Regions from separate parts of the Homo sapiens genome. Here region 2 is linked to region 1. Evidence: read pairs that join two places in POLR2A ChIA-PET (ENCODE). Cell type or tissue: OCI-LY7. All regions are shown on one strand. Each heading gives the region's core, and the rest is flanking DNA. Links, peaks and the distances in the headings are about the cores only.

Evidence for each region. ChIA-PET counts read pairs that join two places held together with the same protein. Peaks named below come from ENCODE experiments on the same cell type or tissue, not always from the same donor. Only the 100,000 strongest peaks of a DNase experiment are listed, where the experiment ranks them.
Region 2: POLR2A ChIA-PET joins it to region 1 with 7 read pairs; 9 of 35 experiments call an interaction of 5 or more read pairs at or near these places.

The regions. Positions count from the first base shown.
Region 1 is chr11:130,078,121-130,086,577 of GRCh38, forward strand. The region is part of intron 1 of APLP2 (amyloid beta precursor like protein 2); the gene reads left to right. It also overlaps the pseudogene RPL34P21. Among named protein-coding and RNA genes, the nearest start is that of APLP2, 12 kb to the left of the region's middle. In OCI-LY7, for the core only: no CTCF peak of the experiment used is centred there; a DNase peak (open chromatin) is centred at 4,581.
Region 2 is chr11:129,963,055-129,971,511 of GRCh38, forward strand. The region is part of intron 1 of PRDM10 (PR/SET domain 10); the gene reads right to left. Among named protein-coding and RNA genes, the nearest start is that of PRDM10-DT, 35 kb to the right of the region's middle. RefSeq lists a silencer at 2,166-2,366 and an enhancer at 3,240-3,534. In OCI-LY7, for the core only: CTCF peaks have their summits at 3,359 and 6,033; DNase peaks (open chromatin) are centred at 1,096, 3,407 and 6,027; H3K4me3 peaks cover 1,823 bases; H3K27ac peaks cover 4,700 bases.

The sequences.
Region 1 (8,457 bases), core at 247-8,246:
CTCCCATGCATTCGTCCCTAAACACTGTAGTTCAGTTTTTCTTTCTTTTTTTTTTTTTTTAGCTTCATATAAGTGGAATCATTCCGTATATATTTTTATGCATTTGGTCTCATTCACTAGACACATTTTTGACAGCCACGTGTATTGAGTGTAGCTGTGGCTCACTCATTTCCGTTGCTGCATAGTACTCCATTATATGAATAAACCACGCAGTTTGTTCTGCTGTTGATGGACGTTTGAGTTGTTTCCACTTTGAGGTTATTAAGATAATGCTGTTCTCTGTGTGGTTTGCCTTTTCACTCTTAGTGATGTCTTTTGAAGAAGTTCTTAATTTTAATGTCTAATTTTTTAGTCTTGTCTTTTCTTTTTCTTTTTTTGTTATGGTAGGTGCTTTTTGTATCCTGTTTGAGAAGTCTTTTCCTACCCTGAGGATATAACGATAGTCTCCTATATTGTCAATGGGGAACTTTATTTTTTTGCCTTTCGCTTTTGGAGCTATAATTTATCTGGATTTTTGTGTAGAGGTGAAGTTAAGGGCCATTTCATTTCTGTTTTTTTCCTTATGGATATCTGGCCTGCACCATTTATTGTCAAGGTCATCCTTTCCCTTCTGCTCGGCTCTGTCACCCTTGTAATCAAGTATCTCCCTGTGCGTGAATCTGTTCCTGGGTTCTCCCTTCTATTCCATTGTTCTCTTTGTTTATCCTTGCACCAACTCCACATTGTCTTAATTATTATATAATAAGATTTTATATTTACTAGATCAAGCCCTTCCTTGCTTGTCTTGAATAGCATCTTAGCTCTTCCCTTAACCTTTTTCTTTTCACATAAATTTGCCACATTTTACCAAAACAGCTTCTTGTTAGAATTTTGCTTTTGCTTTGGGTCTATAGTTTAATTGGGGGAAAATTGACATTTTTCAAATACCTAGTTTTCCAATCCGGGAACATGACATGTATTTTTTTTATTTATTTATTTATTTATTTATTTATTTTTGAGACAGGTTGTTGCTCTGTCACCCAGGCTGGAGTGCAGTGGTGCAGTCTCTGCTCACTGCAACCTTTGTCTCCCGGGTTCAAGCGATTCTTCTGCCTCAGCCTTCTGAGTAGCTGGGATTACAGGCACCCACCACCATGCCAGGCTAATTTTTGTATTTATAGTAGAGATGGGGTTTCACCATGTTGGTCAGGCTGGTCTCAAACTCCTGACCTCAGATGATCCTCCCGCCTTGGCCTACCAAAGTGCTGAGATTATAGGTGTGAGCCACTACGCCCGGCCCATGACATGTGTTTTATTTAGGCCCTCTATAATTCTGCCTTCAATGTTTGGTAGATTTCTGCATAGAGATCTTGTGTATCTTTTGTTAGATTTATTCATAGTCATTTGATCTTTTTTATGCTATTATAAATGGCATCTTTAAGATTTTTTGTTGTTGGTTTGTGTGTTTGTGAAAAATACAATTGATATTTTTCAGATTGACCTTGTATCCAGTAATCTTGCTAAACATGTATACTAATTATAATAATTTATCTGTAACTTTAAATTTTTCTGAGTATATTCTGTGAATTGTGACAGTTCTATTTCTTTCCATTCAATCCTTGTAACTTTTATTTCTTTTTCTTGCTTTGCTGCCCCAGCTAAAATGTTCAGATAGAAAAGACAATAGCTAGTGTCTTAGTCTGACTTCTCTCAGAGGGAAACTGTTTTTGCAATTTATATGATACTCGTAGTTTTTTGGTAGATACCAGACCCTTTATCGGATAAGGAAGAGTTTATATTCTAAGTTTGCCAAAGATTCTTGTCATGAATGAATGTTGAGTTTTTTTCAAACATCTTTTTTTGCCAAGTATAAGATGATGATATGAATTTAATTTTGAGAGTGCAGTATGTAGGAAACTTTGCATTCCTGAAATGAACCAAACTTGGTTTATTTTCTGCATTTGGTTTGCAAAAATTTTGTTCAGGAGTTTTGCCTCTTTGCTAATAAGTGAGTTTGACCTGTAATTTTTCTCTTTTTGTAATATACTTGTCAAGTTCTGATTTCAAAGTTAATAGCCTCCTAAGTTTTGGGGGAAGAGAGCATTGCCTTTATTACTATTATAATTTTTTGAGACGGAATCTTACCCTGTTGACCAGGCTGGAGTGCAGTGGTGTGGTCTTGTCTCAACCTTTGCCTCCTGGGTTCAGGTGCCTCCTGCCTCAGCCTCCTGAGTAGCTGGGATTACAGGCGCCAGCCACCATGCCTGGCTAATTTTTGTATTTTTAGTTGAGATGGGGTTTCACCATGTTGGCCAGGCTGGTCTCAAACTCCTGACCTCAAGTGATCCACCCACCTTGGCCTCCCAAAGTGCTAGGATTACAGGCATGAGCCACCGTGCCCGGCCAGACATTTTATTTATACAGGTGCTTACAGACTGATTAATTTGAGGTCTAGGCTAATGTGTGTTCCAGACAAAAATTTTCATTCTACCTGGAGCCTGAGGACACTAGCAATCCAGGATCTTACTGTAAGTTCCTGGACTGTGATGACTGTAAGCTGAACTCTGTGGAGTCCTGTCAGTTTCTGATTTATCTTTCTTTTTTTTTTTTTTTTTGAGATGGAGTCTTGCTTTGTTGCCCAGGCTGGAGTGCAGTGGCGTGATCTCGGCTCACTGCAAGCTCCGCCTCCCGGGTTCACGCCATTCTCCTGACTCAGCCTCCCAAGTAGCTGGGACTACAGGTGCCCGCCACCGTGCCTGGCTAATTTTTTTTAATTTTTAGTAGAGATGGGGTTTCACTGTGTTAGCCAGGATGGTCTCAATCTCCTGATCCACCTGCCTCGGCCTCCCAAAGTGCTGGGATTACAGGCGTGAGCCACCACGTCCGGTCGTTGGATTTATCTTTCTAGATTCATATGCTTTGAGCTACAAACTCCAAACCTTTAAGTTCTCCAAGTTATTACAAAAAATTTAGAAAATACAGTTTTGACCAAAACAAAAAACAAACCCCCCCAAAAACAAAAGAGTAGATTCCCCCTTATGTGTGTATAACCCGTTTTTTCCTTCATTTAACATATTGAATAATTTCCAGGTCATTACATATTTTGTAACGTGTATAGCTTTTTTTGGGATCACACTTGATGGTTTGGGGCTTTTGAACACTCTGCAATTTTAAATGTACAACATTCATCCCTCTAAATAGGTATTCATGCTGTGAATTTGGATTTGAGTAACTAAACTATTGTATGAACATTTTGAGTTATTGCATAGGGATGTTGCCTACTAGCCAGTGATTGGATATTTGCAGTAGTATTGAACTGTTACTTGACTATTTTACCCTCATTTTATAAGGGTGATAAAAAGGAGGGAAAATGTTTATTTTATTGATAAGCACATGGTGATAACTGGTGCTTTTTTGGTGTTTTTCTAGGTAGTTTCTTTGAACTTATATAAATGCTCAGTGGGTTCAATTATGTGGAAAAAAATTAAGGAATGCCTATAAAATGCTGGAAATTTTCAAGGGTGTTTTCCCCCCTAAAACACTGGAAGTAATTGGGATCTGATAAATTATTAGCTTGCTAGTAGCAGAATCCCCAAATAACATGCATATGTTTGTAACTTGTTCATGTTTACAGAAATATACCTTATGTGAAAGTAGAGGACTGCCTATTTTGTAATTTATTTGATTCTTTTATAACTGAACATGTATGTTTCTCATTCTTCTCTAATGTAAACAGCATACTGTGGATATCTTTTAAAAAAAAATCATTGTAGCTATATCCCAAATTGGCATTTAAAAGAACCTCTGGAAAGGACTTGATCTAAAATGGAAGACTTTATGGTAATTGGTTCGTTTGAGGCTTTTCATAGTCATCATTATTAGCAAACATTTATGGAATTGCCATATGTAGGGCACCGTGACAGAACAAATAACACCATAGCTGAAGGCACTGTATGGTTCTTAAGATGATATAATAACTAGAAACTTCTTCTGTTGGAGAGATGGTAGTCAACACTTTTCCAGTCTTCTCATACAGATTTTATTAATTTAGCCTTTTAATTTTTATTACTCAAAACTTCATTTTTTTTTTTGTTTGTTTCTGAGGTGGAGTTCTGCTCTTGTCGCCCAGGCTGGAGTACAGTGGCACGATTTTGGCTCACTACAACCTCTGCCTCCCAGGTTCAAGCGATTCTCCTGCCTCAGCCTCCTGAGCAGCTGGGATTACAGGTGCCCGCCATCACGCCCAGCTGATTTTTGTATTTTTAGTAGAGACGGGGTTTCACCATGTTGGCCAGGCTGGTCTTGAACTCTTGACCTCAGGTGATCCACCCGCCTCGGCCTCCCAAAGTGCTGGGATTACAGGCGTGAGCCACCTCATCCGGTCTCAGTTTTTAATTTAATTTTCTGACTCTGTGCTTGTGCTTTTAATACTTTCACACTGATTTTCTGCTTCTCAATAAGGAAAGCACGTTTGATCTGGTCACAAACACAAAACAAATGGAACCACTGTAGGCCCCGATGCCATGTGTTTTGTTTTGAATAACCTCATAAGAACTCCTGGTCTCCCAGCATGAAGCCCTCTAAGTCAGCCTGGGCACACGCCACTGCAGGTGTTGGTGCATTTGGGACAGCCTAGTTTTGTTAGAGGCTGTATTGTAGGAAAGCCTGTGACAGTATGTCAGACTCATTGCCTATAGACAGCATCCCCAGAAAGAGAGAGGGGGGAAGCTTTTCATATACAGATTTTTAAAATCTAGGTTATCTGTTTTCTTACTGATTTATAGTGTTTCCTTCCAGATGTTTTACACATGTCAGCCACAAGACATAAGCATTTTCTAAATTGAACAGCCTAAAGTCCACAGATCTTTTTGTGTATATGGTAAAATGTACATAACAAAATATATTAACCACTGAAACTTTTCTTTTCTTTTTTTTTTTTTTTTTTTTTTTTTTTGAGACACGGTCTCACACTGTTGTCCAGGCCAGAGTGCAGTGGCACAATCATAGCTCACTAGAGCTTCAACCTCCTGGGCTCAAATGACTCTCCCACCTCAGCCTCCCAAGTAGCTGGGATCACAGGCGTTGAGCCATCATGCCTGGGTAATTAAACATTTTTTTTGTGGAGATGGGGACTTGCTCTCTTGCCCAAGCTGGTCCTGAACTCGTGGCCTCAAGCAGTCCTGCCTTGGCCTCCCCAAGTGCTGTGATTGCAGGTGTGGGCCACCAAGCCCTGCCTTAAAACATTTTTTTTTTGTGGTAAGAACACTTAACATGAGATCTAAATTTTAAGTGCACAATGCAGTATTGTTAACTGTAGAGAAAATGTTATACAGCAAATCTCTAGAACTTATGCATCTTGCAAAACGGAAACTTTATACCTGTTGAATAGCAACTGTTTTTTCCTCCCTTCAGCCTGTGTCAGTGACAGTTCTGTGAATTTGATTATGTTAGATATCCCATATAAGGGGAATCATGCAGTACTTGTCTTTTTGTGACTTGTTTATTTTACTTAGCATAATGTCCTCCAGGTTCATCCATGTTGTTGAATGTGGCAGAATTTACATTTTTTTTAAGGCTGAACAATATTCCATTTTATGTATATATCATATTTTCCTTATCCATTCATCTCTCGATGGACATTTAGGTTGTTTCCATGTCTTGGCTATTGTCAGTAATTCTGCAGTGAACATGGGAATGCATATATCTGTCTGGGATAATGAGTTTAATTCTTTTGCTGTATACCCAGGTGTGAGATTGATAGATCATATGATAATTCTACTTTTAATTTTTTAAGAACCTTCATACTATTTTCTATAGTGGCTGCACCATTTTTTCACCAGCGGCATACAGGAGTTCCGATTTCTCGGCCGGGCGCGGTGCCTCACGCCTGTAATCCCAGCACTTTGGGAGGCCGAGGCAGGCGGATCACGAGGTCAGGGGATCGAGACCATCCTGGCTAACACGGTGAAACCCTGTCTCTACTAAAAATACAAAAAATTAGCCAGGCGTGGTGGCGGGTGCCTGTAGTCCCAGCTACTCGGGAGGCTGAGGCAGGAGAATGGCGTGAACCTGGGAGGTGGAGCTTGCAGTGAGCCGAGATTGCACCACTGCACTCCAGCCTGGGCGATAGAGCGAGACTCCGTCTCAAAAAAAAAAAAATGCTTTTTCTGCATCTTTTGAGGGTATCATATTATTTTTGTCCTTCATTCTGTTAATGTGATATGCCACATTTTTTGGTTTGTATGTGTTAAACCATTCTTGCATCCCAGGGATAAATCCCACTTGATCCAGGTGTATGATCTTATTAATGTGTTGTCTGATTCAGTTTGCTAGTATTTTGTTGACATCCTTTGCGTCTGTGATTATCAGGGATATTGGCTTATAGTGTTCTTTTTTTTGTAGTGTCTTAATCCTATTTTGTTATTAGGGTAATGCTGGCTTCATGGGTGGAAATTAAACACACCCTTGGTAAACAGCAGTCTTAACCATTGAGCCAAAGAAGAAATCAAATGGGAAATTAGATGATGTTTTGAACGAATGAAAACACAACATACCAAAACCCTTGGGATGCAGCAAAAGCACCACTGAGAGGGAAGTTTATAGCAGTAAATGCCTACATTAAAAAAATAAGAAAGATCTCAAACAGCCTAATTGTACACCTCAAACTAGAAAAAGAATAAGCTAATCCCAAAGTGAGCAGAAGGAGGAAAATAATTTGCAACAGAATAAATGAAAACAGAATAGAAAAAAACAATAGAAAAAAATCAAAGAAAGAGTTGGGTTTTTGAAAAGATAAGCAAAATTGACAAACCCTTGGCTAGACTAAGAAAAACAGAAGACACAAAATCAGATATGAAAGAGGAGACATTACAATTGATACCATGAAAATAAAAAGTATCGTGAGACTATTATGAGCAGTTGTATGCCAAAAAATTGGATAACCTAGAAGAAATGGGTAAATTTCTAAAAACGTGCAAACTACCAAGACTGAATCATGAAGAAATAGAAAACTTGAGCAGATCAGTAACAAATAAGAAGATTGAGTCAGTAATCAAAAACCTCCCAACAGGCTGAGTGCGGTGGCTTATGCCTGTAATCCCAGCACTTTGGGAGGCCGAGGTGGGTTGATCACCTGAGGTCAGGAGTTTGAGACCAGCTTGGCCAACATGGCGAAACGCCGTCTCTACTAAAAATACAAAAAAATTAGCCAAGCATGGTGGTAGGTGTGTGTAATCCCAGCTACTCCGGAGGCTGAGGCAGGAGAATTGCTTGAACCTGGGAGGCAGAGGTTGCAGTGAGCTGAGATTGTGCCAGTGAACTCCAGTCTGGGCAACAGAGCGAGACTCCATCTCAAAAAAAAAACCAAAAAACAAAACAAAACAAAAAAAACTTCGAACTAAGGAAAGCTCAGGACCAGATGACTTCACTGGAGAATTCTACTAAACATTAAGGAAGAATTAACACTAATCCTTCTCATAGTCTTCCAAAATATTGAAGAGGGAACATTTTCATTTTAACTGTTTTTAAGTGTACAATTCGGTGGCATTAAGGACATCCACAACATTGTGCAACCATCCCCGCTGTCCATTTCCAGTACTTTTTCATCCAAACAGAAACCCTGTACCCATTAGACACTAACTTTCTATTCCCCTGGATCCCCCAGCCCCTGGTGATCTATGAATTTGCCTATTCTGGGGCTCAAGTAAGTGAAATCATAAAATATGTCCTTTTGAGTTTGGTGTATTTAGTATATTTTCAAGGCTTGTGCATCAGAATTCCATTCCTTTTCGAGACTGAGTAATATTCCATTGTGCATATATACCACATTTTGTTCATTCATCTGTTAATGGGCACTTGGGATGTTTCTACCTTTGGCTACTGTAAACAATGCTGCTATGAAAATTGGCGTACATGTAGATATGGGAGTCCCTGCTTTCAGTTCTTTCGGATATTTACTAAGAAGTGAAACTGCTGGATCATATAGTAATTCTGTGCTTAAATTTTTGAGAAATTGCCAAACTGTTTTCCACAGTGACTTTACTGTTCTCCAGTCCCACTGACAGTGGACAAAGGTTCCAATTTCTCCACATCCTTGCCAACAGTTACTTTCCTTTTTCAAATAATAGCTATCCTAATGGGCGTGGAGCGGTGTCTTATTGTTTTGATTTGCATTTCTCTAATAGCTAGTGATGTTGAGTATCTTTTCATGTTGACCATTTTTATATCTTTGGAAAAATGTCCGTTGAAGTCTTTGGCCCATTTTCGAATTAGATTGTTTTGTTGCTATTGTTGAATTGTTGGAGTTCTTTATATATTCTGGATGTTAATTAGATATGTGATTTGTAGATATTTTCTGTCATTCTGCAGTTTGTGTTTTCACTCTCAATAGTGTCCTTTGATGCACAAAAGTTTAACTTTGATGAATTCCAGTTTATCTATTTTTTTCTTTTGTTGCCTGTAGTTTTGGTGTCATTTTTA
Region 2 (8,457 bases), core at 220-8,219, 120 kb before region 1:
GGAAGGATCGCTTGAGTCTGGGAGGCGGAGGTTACAGTGAGCCTAGATCACACCACTATACTCCTGCATGGGTCACAGAGTGAGACTCTATCTCAAAAAAAAAAAAAATGAAAGGAATAAATGTCACCAATCATCTAAAGATCTGTAAGAAGAAAACTACAAAATTGTACAAAAGGACATAAAAGGCTCAGTAATTACAAAATCAGAGCCCGGCGTGGTGGCACACACCTGTGGTCCCAGCTACTCAAGAGGCTGAGGGGGAGGATCCCTTGAGCCCAGTTCAAGGTTAGCCAGGGCAACACAGAGAGACCCTGCTGAAAGAAAAAAGAGAGAAGAGAAGAGAAGAGAAGAGAAGAGAAGAGAAGAGAAGAGAAGAGAAGAGAAGAGAAGAGAAGAGAAGAAGTCATAACATGTTCCATGTAGGAAACTTTTTTTTTAAAGTTGTTTATTTTGAAATAACTTCAGACATAAAAGTTGTCAAAATAGTACAAAGAATTCCTGTGTTTCTTCACTCCAGTTCCCTGCATGTTAACATTGTACCATGTTTACTTTACTATTTCCCCTCTTTCTCTTTCTTTCCCTCCCTTTTCTCACTTGAACCATTTGAGAGTAAGTTGCCAACACAATGCCCCTTTCCCCCTAAATTCCTAAGTGCCTAATTCTTAAAAACAAGAAGATTTTCTTATAACCACAGTACTACTATCAAAATGAGGCTGTTAACACGGTAACAGTAATATTACCTAATTCACAGACCTTATTCAAGTTTTGTCAACTCTAATGAATGTCCTTTAAAAAGAATACGACATTTTTTCTCCTGGCCTGGGATGCAATCCGGTACTGCACACAGCACGCTCAGCTGTCCTGCCCTTCAGTCTCCTTCAATCCCAAACGGTTCCCTGCTCTTTCTTGGTCTGCCATGACCTTGACATTTGTGAAATGCACAGGTCATTTATTTTTCAGAATGCTCCTCAATTTAAGTTTGTCTGATGTTTCTTCATGGTTAGATTCAGGATATGTATTTTTAGCAGAGACACCACAGAAGAGATGTGGTGTCCTTCCGATAGAGGAATTTGAGTGGCTTGTTTCCTTCAGCTTGGCTCACTGATGGCACAAATGCGCAGGCGTGTACTATGCTAGGCACTGGGGTGCTGCGGGGATCGGCAGGTACAGCCCATGCCCTCACAAAACACACACAGCCCAGAGAGTCTTTTTGTCTTTGTTTTCATTTCTAGAAAGGTATACTTTATTTCTTCTATTTTAATTTTATTTGTATCTCTTTTAATAGGTAGTAAATGCAGCTGGCTCAAAATTCAAAAGGCACAAAAAGGTATACAGTGGACAATCTCCCTACCTGGAATGCCCTAGCCGTTCCTCAGAAGCAACCTATATTATCAATTTATTGTATTTTCTTCCAAAAATTATTTTGTGTGCATACACACAAGCATACATATATACTCTCTCCCTCTCCAACCACAAATAGATGCACACTACTGATTCCATACAAGGTAGCATTTCTTCTATATCTTGTTTGTCCCATGTAATATCATACCTTTCATATTGTTCCATATATATACAGACATTCCTCATTCTTCATTACAGCTGCATATTTTTAATCTTGCATTCATAAACGCTTAGGTTATTTCTAATATTTTGCAATTACATGTGACACTATGATGAGAACTTTTGGACATACATTGCTTTACAATGTATCTTGCATTTTATGTGTTAGTATCCCACATTTTTTGGAATCTCTGAGGGAAGATACTAGCGCAGTTAAAGTGATTATCTATCATATGTAAAATGGAGATAATTTTATTGTGAGGGTGAAATGATGTATGTAACAACTCTAGGCACAAGGTCTAGTACATAGTAGGTGATTAAATATATCAATTTTCATATTTCACAAACGAGCCATACAGAGCTTCAGAATTTTCAAAACATTTTATACTCTTTAAAAATCTAACAATTTGGCTGGGCGAGGTGGCTCACGCCTGTAATCCCAGCACTTTGAGAGGCCGCAGCGGGCAGATCAGCCTGAGGTCAGCCTGAGGATTTGTCAGCAAGTCAGGAGGCTGAGGATTTTATCAGCAAGACAGGAGTTGCTTGAACGCAAAAGGAAGAGGTTGCAGAGAACCCAGATCGTGCCACTGCACTCCAGCCTGGGCGACACAGCAAGACCCTGTCTCAAAGAAAAAAAAAACGGAAAGAAAGAAAAGAAATCTAACAATACATTCCCTGTACATGAATATCTTTGATAGTAAGGCTTGTCATATTGATTTTCCTTTATTAATTTTCTTTTTAACTCCACAATGTTTACAGCCCTGTTGATTTTGATTTACAGGAGACAGTAGAAGAATCCCAGGGGCAGGAGCCATGTTACTGCTGTCCAGCTGGCAGGTGCTGACAGCTCTGGTAACCAGGGATAGACTCTCACCCCTCATCTTCTTGCGTCTCCTACCGACCTGAGGGAATGGACAGCCACAGCTATACCTTGTCTAGAAAACAGCAGCCATCTTCTGTCCTTTTCCCCCTGTCCCAAAAGAGTTAGAGATTTCATTTCCAGGAAGAGAATGATATGGTTGCATTTCTATTTTCTCTCTAATGATTGACTTTATTCAACAAGTATTTATTAGTACTTGGTATGTGCCAGGCACTGTTCTAGGTCCTTAAGAAACATGTTTATCAAAAAAAAAAATATATATATACAAAAAAAAAGATCCCTGGCTTCTTGCAGCTTCTAGTCTAGTTGTTTTTTTCCTGAACAGCATTGTACAGTATCTAAAGTGTGAACTTTACAATCAGACAAATCTGGGTTCTGAGCTCCCAAATCTTCCATGTACTTAGTTGGGGCGTTAGTAAGCCAAACACTCTGATCCTCAGTATCCTCACTTAAAAATCCAAATTACCAGCCGGGCACAGTGGCTCATACCTGTAATCCCAGCACTTTGAGAGGCTGAGGCGGGCAGATCACTTGAGGTCAGGAGTTCGAGACCAGCCTGGGCAACATGGTGAAACCCCATCTCTACTAAAAATACAAAAATTAGCCAGGCTTGGTGGCGTGTGCCTGTAGTCCCAGCTGCTCGGGAGGCTGAGGCGGGAGAATCGCCTGAACCTGGGAGGTGAATGTTGCAGTGAGCCAAGATCGAGTCACTGCACTCCAGCCTAGGCAACAAGAGGGAGACTCCATCTCAAAACAAACAAACAAACAAATAAAAAATCCAAATTACCTGCCCTGCATGGTTGCTGTAAAAATTAACTACATGTTATGTATTTCATCGAGTCTACAAAGTACGTTCCCCCCATGTTTTAACATTTCTGAAATAGGGATCTATTTTACAATCAGTGGCATCTTGCAGTTACTGTCATCCAGGTGGCAGTCAGGACATAGGGTCACTGCCCACTCATGTGTGATCTCACTTCGAATGAGTCATGTGCACTGTTGACATACTGAGCCTAACTGCCACTTTAAATGTCTTCAAAAAGATGACACGATAACTTGGTATTAAAACCGAAAGACATGGGAACAGTAGCAGGGCATAAATTTTATTAGAGAAGCAAATATCTACCATTGGAAAAATGACCTTAACCAACCGAGGCCCTTACAGAACCTGGGTATAAAAGACAGCCCATGTGGATGAAGCTGCATGATGTGTTGTTATTACTGAGATTCACGGGGAAAAAATGGCCTGAGGTTGAGTGAGAAAACAGCAGGATTAAAATTTGCAGAACAGGTAATAGATGCTTAGAGGAGATTCCTGGAGACAGTGGTGTGCCCTCTGTTAAGAAACGCCACATCAACAACGCTCTTGGTGGCATAGAGAATGATACTGTGTGGAAAACCACCCACATGAAGAACTCCGAGTCCAAAAAGATTCTGAAGAATCAGACTCTTGGAGAAATTTTAGGAATATCTTAGTCAATCTATTTCTCTTTATATTTTCCCTCTTTTGTATGCCAAAGAGTGATATGATAAAAATCAATGTCTAAACGAATCTAGAAGAGCTCTTTCAATAAGTATATAATTAAAATACTAAATGACAGAAAGCACTTGTGAAGCCGGGCGCGGTGGCTCATGCCTGTAATCCCAACACTTTGGGAGGCCGAGGTGGGTGGATCACGAGGTCAGGAGTTCGAGACCAGCCTGGCCAACATGGTGAAACCCCATCTCTACTAAAAAAAATACAAAAATTAGCTGGCGTGGTGGCATGCACCTGTAATCCCAGCTACTCAGGAGGCTGAGGCAGGAGAACTGCTTGAACCAGAGAGGCGGAGGTTGCAGTGAGCTGAGGTTGCGCCACTGCACTCCAGCATGGGTGACAGAGTGAGACTCCATCTCAAAAAACAAAAAAATAAACAAAAAAACCCACTTGTGTCAGAAGTACAATTGGCAAGATTTTTTCTTTCTTACTAATGTGTAAAATCACTGTGTATCTTACCATCAACATCTTAGGCTCAATAAAATATGGCAATATTTGTGATCACATAACAACGATGAACATTCAAGAAAGGGTAGCAATTTTTTTCATGCTTGGTGAACATCAAACACATTTTTTAGTACATGGCAAGCACTGGGGAGAAAAAGGTGAGCAAAAATCTCTGCTCCCAGAGAACTCACAATCTAGTTGGAGAGATGACACCCCACTTTGCAGCTCACCCCATGGCGACACTTGCAGGGTGAGAGTGACAGTGATGAAGAGTGAGGGGAATTAGGAAGGAAGGATAAACCCCTACTTTTCCAGCTAGTTCAGCGATAAGGCTGGGCAGGCGCCAGACAATGGAGTATCCCAGTGTGCCAGCCTCCACCATCACCTGCCCTCCTAGGAGTCCTGAGTTCCCATCATGCCCTTCACCCCACAGCCCTACCCACTCACCATCCACCAGCCTCCCCGACAACATCACTAAGCCCTTCTCAGCTAAACCCAACATCCAGAACTCCCAGGGACTTAGGATGCAGGAGCTCCTGCCTTCATCAGCTGCACACAGAGGTGGAGGAAGAGGCCCAGATTCAGCTTCAAAGGTAGATGAGTACCTGGAATCCCAGGCTGAACTACAAACACAATTTCACTTAAAATGTTGTGACACACAGTGGTTAAGTTCCACAGCACTGTTGGTACATTATTAACCTCAGACACATTAAGAAGCAACAAAGGTTTCTGTACTGGCCTCGCACCTCAAATGCCAGACACGTCATTATTGATATGGAAAGAAGTGTACCACATTCCAGACAATGCACTTACAAATAAACTTTTCCGGCTCATTATGAACTAACTAGCACAAACTGTGGGCTCTCTCCCTGAAATCCAACTCTAGACATGCTATGGAAAGAAGTTATAGGGAGACTGATGAGCCTGCAAGATGAACATAAAAACTGAGGACAAAAACGGAGGAGGGTGAGTGCCAGTCTGGGGAGGGGGTTGTGGATGGGACCAGGGAACAGCCCAGACAGACGGGGACCAGGTTCCACAGAAGAGAGGGGGTGGTGGAAGCAGAATTTTTCTGTTGTTCTCTCTCTGATATTACCCTGAGCTCCCGCCACCCACCCCGCAATCCTACCCCCTCACTACCCACCAGCCTCATTCCTAACATCACTAAGCCCTTCTCAGCTAAAGCCAACATCCAGAACCCCCCAGGACGTAGGACTCAGGAGCCTAGTGTGCCAGCCTCCACCATCGCCTGCCCTCCTAGGAGCCCTGAGTTCCCATTGTGCCGTTCACCCCACAGCCCTACCCACTCACCATCCCCCTGCTGGGGTAAAATGTGGCAAAAATTAAGCAATATCTGCTGATGCACCCATCGACACTGCAATATAGAAACATAGCAAACGATGAGTGCAAAAAATCAAATCATAACAACATCAAAAAAATTAACACAGCAGCCAGCTCTGTGCTGCCTGGCAGTGGAAAAACCTCAAGGCAGCAAAAAAGGCTGGGTAGGGTGTAAATAGCAGATGCCAGGAGGCTGGCAAGGTGCTGGGCACTCTCCTGCCACACACTCCCCCGCTGCACAGCTAGCAAAAACATATGTTCAGACAGGAAGCTTCCTCTAGGGGAAAAGGCTTAGCTGACCCAGAGACTCTGGCCTGATACACAAGCAATTGCTCATTTTTAAAAATTTAATATTTCACCTTTCTTTCAACGAATATACACTAGCTATATGATGATTTTTGCTGACCCAAGCATAAAAAGAGTATTCTTCAGGAATATTTATATAGCAATTAGTCTCCATTTAAAGAAATGATACTTGGGCTTGGTTTAAGTGAGTTACCATAAATACTACAGGCCTTGGGCTGGATTTGCACATATTTGTATTAGAGTCGTCTTTGGAATCAGACAGCCTAGCTCCAAAGCTTGGATTTACCACTTACAGCTTTTGGCAATTTGCTTAATCTCTCTGAGCTCCACCTTCTTCATATATAAAGATAAAGAACTAAGAATATTAGATATTTAACAAATAGGAAGGCCTGGCACAGTGGCTCATGCCTGTAATCCCAGCACTTTGGGAGGCCAAGGTGGGCGGATCACTTGAGGAGAGTAGTTCGAGACCAGCCTGGCCAACATAGTGAAACCCCATCTCTACTAGAAATACAAAAAAAAAAAAAAAAAATTAGCCGGGCGTGGTGGTGCGTGCCTGTAATCCCAGCTACCCAGGAGGCTGAGACACAAGAATCACTTGAACCCGGAAGGCAGAGGTTGCAGTGAGCTGAGATTGTGCCACCACACTCCAGCCTGGGTGACAGAGTGAGACCCTGTCTCAAAAAACAAAAACAAAAACAATACAATGGTAAATTGTGCATAACACAAAACACCTGTATGTCAAGAAACAGAAAACACACCTTCTAAACTCATACTTAAGATTAGATTCTACCTGGTAACTAAAAAAGTAAGTGATTTTACTCTGTGTATAGAGAAAACACATCTTAAGATACTGAGTTATAAAAAAGAGGAAGAAAGATAATAGGAAATCAAATTCTATGGCATAGAATAACGGAACTAATTTCAGAATTAGAAGAGAAATTCTAGGCCCACAGTTCTGAAATATGTTCAGATGACAAGGACCCTGAAGACATAGCACCATGAAATATTAATAGCTGACATGTTATGTTATAATAGCATTTGTTATGAACCAGGCATGTTCCCTAAAAAGGAAGGGAACTCTGGCACATGCTTCAACAGGGAGGAATCTTGAGGACGTTACACTAACCACACATATTGGTTCATTTAATCCTCACAATAACTTCTGAAGTAGGCACATTATATCTCTACTTTACAAGTGATGGATGGAGACAGAAAGAGGCGAAGCGACTTTGCCTGGGTAACAGAGCTAGGAAGCAGAGGAGCTACAATGTAACCTGGGCACGAGGCCGCCTAGCCCACATGCTCAGCCACAAATCTACACTGCTTCTCTTCCCACAAACTAAGAACACTGGACCCTGCATGATGATTCCAGTATAAATGACTCCACTAATGAACCATGTAACAATCATACCCAACCTTTTTTTTTTTTTTTCTCGAGATGGAGTTTCGCTTGTTGCCCAGGATGGAGTGCAGTGGCACGATCTCAGCTCACTGCAACCTCCGCCTCTTGGGTTTAGGGGACTCTCCTGCCTCAGCCTCCTGAGTAGCTGGGATTATAGGTGTCCACCACCATGCCTGGGTAACTTTTTGTATTTTTAGTAGAGACGGGGTTTCACGATGTTGGCCAGGTTGGTCTCGAACTCCTGACGTCAGGTGATCCACCCACCCTGGCCTCCCAAGTTGCTGGGATTACAGGCATGAATCACGGCACCCGACCCCCCTTCTTTTTTAAGTGTTAAATGAAGCAAGATTAGGTAGTCCAAAGTTTTCCACCAACTTTTTTGCCAGTTGTTCACTTGTCACATCCTAAAGCTGACTAAAATTGTGTCCGAAATTGGTGGGTTCTGGGTCTCACTGACTTCAAGAATGAAGCCACGTACCCTCGCGATGAGTGTTACAGCTCTTAAGGTGGCACGTCTGGAGTTTGTTCCTTCTGATGTTCAGATGTGTTTGGAGTTTCTTCCTTCTGGTGGGTTCATGGTCTCGCTGGTTCAGGAGTGAAGCTGCAAACCTTCGCGGTGAGTGTTACAGCTCTTAAAAGCAGTGTGAACCCAGAAAGAGCAGTAGCAAAATATATTGCAAAGAGCAAAAGAACAAAGCTCCCACGGTGTGGAAGGGGACCCGAGCGAGTTGCCACCGCTAGCTCGGGCAGCCTGCTTTTATTCTCTTATCTGGCCCCACACGCATCCTGCTGATTGGTAGAGCCCAGTGGTCTGTTTTGACAGGGTGCTGATTGGTGCATTTACAATCCCTGAGATAGATACAAAGGTTCTCCACGTCCCCATCAGATTAGTTAGATACAGAGTGTCGACACAAAGGTTCTCCAAGGCCCCACCAGAGCAGCTAGATACAGAGTGTCCATTGGTGCACTCAAAAACCTTGA